2 separate regions of the Homo sapiens genome follow, and region 2 is linked to region 1. The links are chromatin contacts, found by Hi-C in ENCODE. All regions are on one chromosome and are shown on one strand. The core of a region is the stretch at or near the end of the contact, and the rest is flanking DNA. Distances in the headings are between cores, read along the strand shown.

The links. Hi-C counts contacts between places; a loop is a spot of excess contacts on that map. Pooled maps may share reads with other maps.
Region 2: a loop to region 1 is called in a map with no recorded cell type, with 13 times the contacts of the local background. The contact joins two enhancer-like sites. A Hi-C loop is called at or near these places in 17 of 37 single-sample maps with no recorded cell type and 5 of 50 pooled maps.

What each region holds. Positions count from the first base shown.
Region 1 is chr7:28,152,857-28,157,950 of GRCh38, reverse strand. All of the region lies in intron 1 of JAZF1 (JAZF zinc finger 1), which reads left to right. Among named protein-coding and RNA genes, the nearest start is that of JAZF1-AS1, 25 kb to the left of the region's middle. Within about 2 kb of position 2,232, at least 3 of the 41 ENCODE cell types and tissues checked have a DNase peak (open chromatin) inside an H3K27ac peak, as active enhancers do.
Region 2 is chr7:28,812,683-28,817,772 of GRCh38, reverse strand. All of the region lies in intron 9 of CREB5 (cAMP responsive element binding protein 5), which reads right to left. Among named protein-coding and RNA genes, the nearest start is that of TRIL, 140 kb to the left of the region's middle. RefSeq lists an enhancer at 1,814-1,993. Within about 2 kb of position 2,237, at least 3 of the 41 ENCODE cell types and tissues checked have a DNase peak (open chromatin) inside an H3K27ac peak, as active enhancers do.

The sequences.
Region 1 (5,094 bases), core at 983-3,482:
GCTACTTGAGAAACTTAGGAGGAGACCATGGGGAATTTAAGCTTACATCGGGGATTAAAAAAAAATAAAGGGGACTCTTCCATTCCTTAATTTTTTGTTCATTTTGAACAGTACTAAACTCAAACCGTGTCACACCAAAATGTGATTTTGTGTATGTAGGTGCATGAGTTAGCATTACATGCTAAGCTTCATTAACAGGGACCCTGAAATCAATTGTTTAAAAGAAGATAAAAGCTGTCTCTGTCACGAATGGAAGTAGACTGTGGTTCAGGGTGGATAGTATGTCTCCTCCACGAAGCTGTCTAAGGATGGGTTCCTTCTGTCTTGTGTCATCTTCCCATCGGGCAGGGGTTGGCAAATTGCTGCCCTTGGGACAGATTTGGCCTGTCTCCTGTTTTTGTACAGCCCGCATACTAAGAATAGCTTTTACATTTTTAAATGGTTGGAAAAAATGTGAAAATTATTTGCAACTCAGATTTCACGTCCATAAATAAAGTTTTATTGGAACACAGTCATACTCCTTATTTTTATACCGTCTGTGACTGCTTTTGTGCTGCAATGGCAGAGTTGAATAATTGTGATAGAGCTGATAGGGCCCACAAAGCCAAAAATATTCACTGTCTGGCTCTTTACAAAGGAACTTTGCCACCTTCTACTCTAGGCTGTGGTCCTGACTCAGTGCTTGAGGCCAGCCTCCTCTCACTTTGTCTGCTTATCAGCCTGTGGGAAGAGGGACTTAGTGGGCACACCTAGCTGTGGGGGTGCTGAGGAGATCAGTCTGCAGCTGGGCAGCCATTTGCCCAGCAGACACTCTGGAGGTTCTGCTATTAAAAGGAAGGAGAGAGGAGATTGAGTTACATTGAGCAGACCACCACAGGGGCTGTGTGCATGCACATGTATGTATGCTTTCAGAATCCACTGTGGTTGGTTGAAGGATATCGAAGGTCATCTTAATGGATATTGAAGACTGTCTTTATTTATACGTAGTATGGAGTCCGGTATAAACAAATATGGGAAATGTAGCATATGATGGAAGAGAAGGTATTTATCTGCCCTTTGATTCATGCATTCATTCAATGACTGTCTCATAAGAATGATTTCCCCCCTTGCTTGGTAGTGTTCTAGTTCTAGGATCTGAATTTAAATTTCTTGGTGACGTACTCTTGCTTATAGAGCAGTGGTCTCCAAGAGTGGTCTCTGGACAAGCAGCAGCAGTATTTTCTGGATTATTGTATTAGATGTGCAGATTCTCAACACTGTGTCCTCTTGCCCCACACCTACGAAATCAGAAACTATGGGGCTGAGACCCAGCAATTTGTGTTTCAACAAATTCCCAGGTAATTTCAATACACTCTTGGGAACCTCTGCTGTAGAAGATGTAGCGTTAATTCATAACTATAATGAGCGAATGGTCTTCTCTCTTCACTGAATGAACATTTTGTGCTTTCTGGGGAATCAACAAACATTTTCTCCACTTACCTAAACTTCTTATCAATAGTCTCTTGTACTCAGAAAATGTACACAAGTCAAAATAGACAAATCATATTTTGGCTCCACATTTATTCTAGCAGACAGTGGCAGACTCTGCCAAAGCCACGAAGTGACTCCCCATGCAATTGGCCAGGTGACCACCACCACCACACAGAGCAATCTCAGTCCTTGACTGGTTCCTCTGTGTGAAAAGGGGCCTCTACAGCCTTGACCCAGTGACTTTCAGATTCTGAGGAAAACAGACGCTTGATGCCTGTCCAAAGTAAACAGAGCCAAGAGAACCTTTCACAAGCCTGGTTAAGGATCGATGGTTCCACCCAAATGATTTAGATGATTTGGTGTTTAAGTATGTTGTTGCATAACTCTTGGCAGCCAGAGATACCAGTGTGCTGGAGTGAGTGGCAATTTGGATTGAATGAATAAGGTATCTATCAAGGGTGTATGTATATGTACATACCAGCTACTGTGATTTGGACATTACCTACATTAGCTTATGTAACCTCATAGACACCTTATCAGGTAGGTACCCTTATACCCTTAAGATAATTTTCCAGATCAAAAAGCAGAGGCATTGTGAGGTTAATTTGCACAAGATCATCTTCCCAGGAAGAAGCAGGGTTAGAATTTGGACCCAGGTATTTGGTTCCTATACTTCCCATGTGCGCGTGCACACACACACAGACACACACATACATTCTGTGCTGTCACAGCCTAGATGTGGTTGTTTCTCTTGGTCTCTTCTGCATGGGTCATTTCTTGTATGATAATTCTGAATTTAGGTGGAGGTTGTAGTTGCTGAATGGGCATGGGTGGCCAGGCCCTCCATACTGTGTTCAGTACCTTTGATGATTAACTCTGAAAGGGAAGAAAGGATTACTTAGTGCAGGCCAGAGAGCTGTAAAAGGTTCCTAAATTACTCATTTCCCCTCTGAATTTCTCCTCTTGCCTCGAAAACTAAAACACACTTTATAGGGGAAGAATGAAGACCGTATAACTCTGTGGCAGCACAGTTTGGTAATTAATGGACTTGTGCCTCTATCAGAAGAGTGATGTATTATTCCAGAGCCCTGTAGAATGAGTTAAACTGAGAGTGAATTATTTGGTTTGACTGATGTGTACAGTAACTGAAGATAGTTTATTAGTGGGCCAGGTTTTAATCTTCTCTCAAAATGAGTTCTCCTCATATTCTGCACAACTGCCCAGTCTCTTTCATGCCCTGAAATTGAGTAAAAGGAGAAGGTGCTAAAATGGTTGAAACAAGAAGTGAAACCTTCTGTTTCATCATATGTTCCAGAAAATATACAGTGTGTTTTTACTGCAGCCTCCTTTCCATCCCCCCTCCCAATCATTTTCATTAGTGACTGATGTGATTGCAGAGTGGTTTGGTGGGGAAAAGTACTTGCAACCAAATTTAGTAAACCGCAAGCCAATTTTATTTTTAGTTTTAGTGAGCAAGGGCAGATAGCAATTGCAAATATCTTACTGTATCTACTTCTAAGCTTTTACTTTTCTTTTTTTTTAATGTTTTGCCTTTTTCTCTCCCTAGTATGTTTTGTCTATTTTGAATATAATTGTTTTTAGGAGAAAAGGCCATTTTTTCCTTCTATCATTGAGAGCCCCCTTTTTTTTTCAATATTGTAGGCATCATCTTAGTAGGAAATAGAATATATTTATAATCAATGATGTTACAGAAATTTTGAAACTGAGAAATTAAGTACCATAATTAATAAAAGGTAGGAATAGGGAATCATAAATAATTATTTAGTATTAATTGTCAGCAGCAGCCTAAGGTTGCTCAGTGATAGATTAATAAGATCAAGCAGAAAAATAAAGGATCCCATTGGCCAGAGAATGTGAGTGGAATTCCTTTTTCACCTGTATGGCACAATGGTTGGCATTCAAGAGACATTCAGTAAATGTGGTTTGGTTAGTTAGTTGGTTGATTGTTGAATAAATGTTTGAGTCCTGCACTCACTCCAGAACATCAGACTATTGGATATGAGGTTAAGTTTGACCAGAGGATCTTGAAGAGGCTGTATAATGATCATATCTTAAGTACTAGAAGAGTCATTAGTGGTCTCAAACCCATCTGCTCTACCCATTGGAGACTTCTGTAGGGACCCTGACAGTGGCCCTCTGCCATGCTTGAACATTGTGATCACTAAGGGCTTATTTCACATCAGCTTATTTCAGGTCTATTCTGTTGCTGGACAGCTTAGATTATGGGATCAACTTGTGGGATTGTAGCAAAAGCTCATCTGCGCTTTGCAGATTCTTTCTTAAATAGTCATATAAGCCAGTTACCCTCATGGGTTGGGATGGGAGGGGGTCAGTCAAGGAGGACAGCAGTCCCCAAAACTTCGGGGAGGCTTTGTTAGGGGCCATCTTCATGTGTACCTCTTCATCCCATTATGAAAGTACCCAGGGACTGAGAATTCTTGGCATTTCCCAGTGTTCTCCCTGGATTTTTCATAGTGAAGTTTTGATAGGGACTTCTCTTAGAGTCTCATGATAATTGTTCCAGGGGGAGGGGGTAGAGGGGCAGGTAGGTGGAGGGCAGGAGAGGATACATGTTTTGCAAACAGTTCTGAGCTGCAGACATCCCAAAGCACCCCTAATAGAGGTATGGATTTCTGGGTATGGTGAGTGGTAACCCCACCGTGGTCATTGCCAGACCACATCAATTCTGATTGTCATATTCAATGAAATAAGTCTCTGTAGAAAGGCTATCAAGAAATGAAGGCTCTGGAAGCCATGAATGAGGAAGAGAAGAGGGACTGGTAATGCTTAGCTTGGTGAAGAGAACATAGTTCCAGATATGAGGAGGGCTGTCAAGAAAGAGGGAATAGGTTTGTTCAGTATGGCTGCAGAGAGTGAGACAGTTAGAATGGAGATGGCTATGGGATAGGTTTGCCTCAGGTAGAATTTCCTGGTATCGTCATCTAGAACTGAACAATCCTTTTTTTGTTTGGTTTTGTTTTGGTCTTTGCCTTTTTATTATAGTTGGGAAAAACCTGCAATCTGGTTATTAATGAAAATTTCCCCAATAGAAGTTACTCACTTTTTTGAATAATCATATTCTAAATATAGACTTTAGGAAAATAAATTTATAAAATACATTGTTGCTAATTTTTTTTTTTAGTGGAAGTGTGATGCTTTTTATCATTCGCAAAGAGCCTGATGCTTACATTTCATTAGTTTTATTTCAGCAAACATTTTCTGAGAGCCCACTTCCTGGCTGACAGTGTTAAGAACTGTATGCTCCAAGATGAGCAAACCAAGTAGTGTACCCTTGGAGAGTACTAGTGGCCCCACACTGCTCATAGGGCCATAGTGGAGGTGCTGATTCGAGGGAGAAATTATAATGAACTGGACATTGGTCTCTGGAAGTTGGAAATTACCTAGACTGCTCAACAAACCTTTTACATGATTTATAAATTTTAAAAATTCTCCCTAGAAACTAAGAAACTATATAATACGGCTTTGTGAAAATGCAACACCAATTTACACTGTTTTCAAAAACATGTAATCATAATAGTTATGAAAAAGTTGTAAAATTCAAATGTATTTCTGTGTATCTGTATTGGGTTATCTCTGTATCTT
Region 2 (5,090 bases), core at 988-3,487, 660 kb before region 1:
GACTGTGTGACCCTAGGTAGATTACATAACCCAGCTGAGCTCCAGCAACCTCGTTATAAGATGGGGATAAGAAGAGTACATTATTTGTGTTACTATGAGGATTAAATACAGTAATAGATGGGAAACAGAACAATACCCAGCACATAATAAGGACTTAATACATTTAACTATTGTAACCTTCACAAGCTCAGGTTTACATCCAATTGAGAATGTGAATATGAGGCGCACATTGGGCAGAATTATGTGGTAGGATTTGTGGCTTCCACCTGAAATGCAATCAGAATAAGCTGACTCATCTACCATCAGATTTTCCAAAAGAAGTCTGTGTTGCTCAATCTAAAAAGAATATCTGAAAATAAATTGACCTTCAGTCATGAATCCCTGCTCTCCCCACCATCTCCTACTCAATTACTGTTCATGGGATACTGTTGAGCAGAGCACATCTACCTGCCTGATGCCCACTGAGCAGGAGGTATGGAAGCATACAGTACACATGTTGGTCAGCTGCAGGTGGATGATGTCAGCTCAGGGTGGCAAGGAGGCAATGAAGTTTTGGGCCATGATTGAATTAATTTGATTGAGTTCATTGATTATTTGGTCAATTTCGGTCTATAAAATACTCTTTCCCCCCTCAATATCAGGATATTGTGGATGGTGTGGGGTTTTCTTCTTATTTACTCATGTAAGTGCCTCGGATCTCTACTTTATCTGTTAATATTAATTCACAAAGGCATGCTCATAGCTTTGTAGAATAATGAACTTGGCACCCATTGTCTACAAATATAAACATAAAATAGATGGTAGCTCCGAGATGCTTCCACTTGATAAAAGTGAACGTAAATGTAGCACTATCTTGAATAAGCCACTTAAAAATTGTGATCAATAATATCCTCTCTTTGGTCAAGGTTTATTTGTGGCTGCCAGGCATTATACCTCACATGTAGGAGACTTAAAAAATGCATGCACACCGAAAAGGACGATTAACATTGCTGTCATTAAGTTGTACCTACACTTTCAATATGAACTTGGCTTTTCAGCCATGTATTTATCACCTAGGAAAGTATGTTTGGGATTCTAGAAGTTGCGCTAAAAAAAATTGAAATCTGTTTTAAGGAATATCTCCCATTTCTAAATTTCTTGGTGAAATAAATTATAAGCAACCACATATTGAGTAACATTAATAACAAAAATAATAAAATAAAACAATGACAAAATAATAAAAATCTCATCTACAAATCTCATCTCATTCCCTTTCTCTTCCAAACTTTATTTTTACAAAATAAAAATGACTATTTGGGAAATTAGCCTTAATGATGAATAAATCACTTAATCAAACAAGAAAATTGCTCTTACATCTCAGAACATACAAGAAGGCAAATTGTACCTCCCAACTCCAAATGAATGTGATTGATAAGGGGCTCTGTGGAAACCAAAAGTGACCCTGTCAATTCCAAGGTCAGTGGGATAACTTACAGGACAATTTATTTTAGCCTTAAACACTAACTTCTTCCTCTTTGACTTTACACCTATCTAAATTCAGATGGCCTTCCTTCTTTTTCTCAGTTCTCCTTCTGCTCAAAATAGCACATATAAAAGAAAGTCACTTCTAGACCATCAAATGAAGGCAATCTCTGGTTAAAAAAAAACAACCAAACAAAAACCAAGAAAGGAAACAGAGATGTGTTTATGTGTGTGTGTGTGTGTGTGTGTGTGTGTGCGTATATATTTGCTTCAGAAGGAAATGTCATATTATTTGCATTTAGACTACAGAAATAACACTTTTCTGAAATCGAAACTGCTAGACACCTTGCCCCCTGAGTAGAAGCTCTCAGCTGCAGATAATGTAGACAATGGATCTTAGAAAATGGAATCAAGTTCTAATTTCTAGTGAATCCACACTTTTCTACCTAGAAAACAAACAAGAAAAGTATTAAAAACAAAACTGGGTTCTCTTGCTTTCTTATACTTTTGGAAGAAAAAACACCCCTGCCTGTGGCCATCTTGGAGAGGTTGAATTTAGTCTCCATTTCTTCCCCCACTATGTCCTGGGCAATGAAACCCTTTCTTGGCAGCATTCGATCTCCCAGGCACAAAGTGTTCATTGCCCCTTCCCTAAGAAAACACTCAATTCTATTCTCTGGGTTTCTACAGTTAGCAAAGAGCTAACTGCCTATGATATTTGGCATGCCCCAAACAGTTTCACAATAAATTTTTGCTTTCATAAGTCTGTTTTACTATAAAAAGAGCACTAGTCAGCACATGTGGTGCCCTGGCCTATCACCAAAACCCCATACAAAGTATATGACTTTGGTGGCATTTAGTCTATGAACAGCAAAACACTTTATTAATAAAGCAATATGTTGTAAGTACAGAGACCAAAGGCCTGAGTGTTGTGAGGATCTGTAAAAATGCAGAACCCTGAGAATATTGAGACAACTGACCATCATTTAAAGATATATGTGAATATGAACATATTCTTTTTTTCTTTTTTATTGTTATAGAGACAGGGTCTTGCTATGTCGTCCAGGCTGGACTACAGTGGCACCATCATAGTTCACTGCAGCCTCTACCTCCTGGGCTCAAGCAATCCTCCCACCTCAGCCTTCTGAGTAGCAGGGACTAGAGACATGTGCCACAATGCCCACCTAATTTTAAAAAATGTTTTGCAAAGATGGGGTGTAGCTATTTTGCCCAGGCTGCTCTTGAACTCCTGGCCTCAAGTGATTCTCCAGCCTCAGCCTCCCCAAGTGCTGGGATTACAGGCATGAGCCACTGTGCCTGGCAGGACATATTTCTTAATGTAACATGTTAATACTTATTTAGCCATGTTATTGTGGGAAAATGAACACCAATTAATGTCCTCAGTAGAGAAGGGCAATCAGCTTCTTGTTTATCCATATACATATAACTATGATGCTGCAAGGACTAAATAAAGGCCTAATAACCACATAAGCCATAGAAATTCATGGGGCAGCATCCAGTAGGAAAAGGAACTCTCACTTGAGAGTTGAGAATAATAGGGTTTGAGTTCCCAAGCTGCCATGCCAACCAAGTATAAAACACGATGGTTGAACTACTTCCAGAAAGTTCCTTCCAGAAAGAATTTTTTTTTATTCTACAAGCAATTCTGTGTCACCTTCTATTGAGAAAGCAAATTACCCAATTATCCAATGAAAGAGTCCATCTTGACTTTTATTCATTACTTAGCTACTTTCAATATGCTCAAATATGCTTATAATTCAGGTCTTATCTTTCATAAGGGAGCCAGTTCTAGCACCTCTTATGCTTCTAAATCTTAGTAGGGCAGATTCCAAAGCAACATTTATAGTTTCATTTTAGAGCAAAATTTTCTATGTCCATTTATGTGTCCATATTACTGAGAGAGCATCTACGGAGCCTTCATTATATTTCATAAGGGGCCTTTGGCTTAAGAAAGGTCAAGAATCACTATCCTAGAGAAAGAAGAATGAATTGTGTGCTGTGCACATGCATAATCATCTTAAGGATTCCATAGTGAAAGACTGATTAGTGTAGGAAATGCACAAATACTAGACTATATTTTAAGTAAAAACGCTTTTCAAGGGAACGTAAGTGGAATCACCTTGAATTCATTTTGGAAGAGAACAACCAGATAGCAAATGTTTCAAAATGCATACAAGAAATCAAATGTGGCCTGGAAGTCTAGTAGGGAAATAAAAACCAGGCCTTCTGGAGGCATTTTCTTACTCTGAATTACCTTGCTTTATAAATTGAGGAAAATCACCATTTTGTATTCCCCTATGAAGGTTATAATCAGAGTTTTAGGTCTTAATATAAAAGTATTTTGTAAATACAAGGTATTAATAATATGTATTGATTGTCTGGTGGAAATCAACTCTTCATTTTTTCATTTTTCTAAACGAATTTGAGTTTGCTCCTCTAAAGCAGTTAGCTGTTTAGCGACTGTAAGATCCAGTTGGACTGATCTATTTTTAAACCCATAGTTTGCCTTGGGATGAAGCAGCACGCCACAGAGATATTCAATACTACAAAAACATACTTTCAGCAAGCACTCCAACAAGTCCCTAATAGCTACATTTGCAGTGTTCAGCTTTGGGGATGTCATTATTTATATGATAAATCCACAATGCTTTTTGGTGTAAGCAGTAGTTTGTGCCAAAAAAATAATTATCAAAATGGGCTCTACAATATACCCTCCCCCAGCTTTTTTGTTTTGGTAGATTAGCTGAGACCAGGTTTGGTTCACTCTGAAACAAAGAACTTTCAATTTGTCAAGCAACAGTTCCCATCTGGCCTATTCGCTTGCCAAGTCCCAGACCTGGGCTCATGTGTCCAAAATTTCAGCAGCAACTTAGACCATGTGTCTTTGCACTAAAAAAGAAAAGCAATTATTTCCATGGGTGACCAGATGATTTCCATATCCTCTACTGAACACAGACGTTCTACTGAGTACCACATCAGCAGTCGATGAATTTAGAGCTGATCTTAGTCCCTTGGTATCAGAAAAAAGAACATGGATTTCTTTGGCTTACGGAGTTTCTAAAATAGAAGATCACAAAGAAGTGGGTTAGGTCAACAGGAGACTTCCCTGAGTCCTCATTCTGCCACCTACTTGTTGTGTGACATTAGGGAAGACCCCCCATTTCCCTAACCTCAGTTTCTTTCTCCACAAAATGTCAGATTAGGTGGTTTCTAATATTTTCCCCAATTCCTATACCTTTTTTGACCTCTTGGGCAGAGATGTGTTGTGAGACTAGGAAATGAAGTCTGGGAGTTTGATTTTGTTTTCTTAGGTCTGGTTTTTCCAATCTGAAATGCTGCAGCCTAACTAGAGGGTTCTACGCTGGAAAACAACTCAAAAGTGGCAGCTGGCCATCCAGACCTTGGATATTCCATTTGGCTGGAGTTTGTTTGCTTAGCACCTTCCATTTCTGTTTACTTAAAATTTGGCTCACTGGTCCAGCCTCAAGAGAGACACCTTTTTCTTTTGACAAAGGTCCAGTGAGAGGGAAAGGGTCATTCAAAGGTAGCGGAATCTGCAGCATCCTCTCCAGCATCCCGGGGCCTGATGCAGGACACTCAGCTTCACA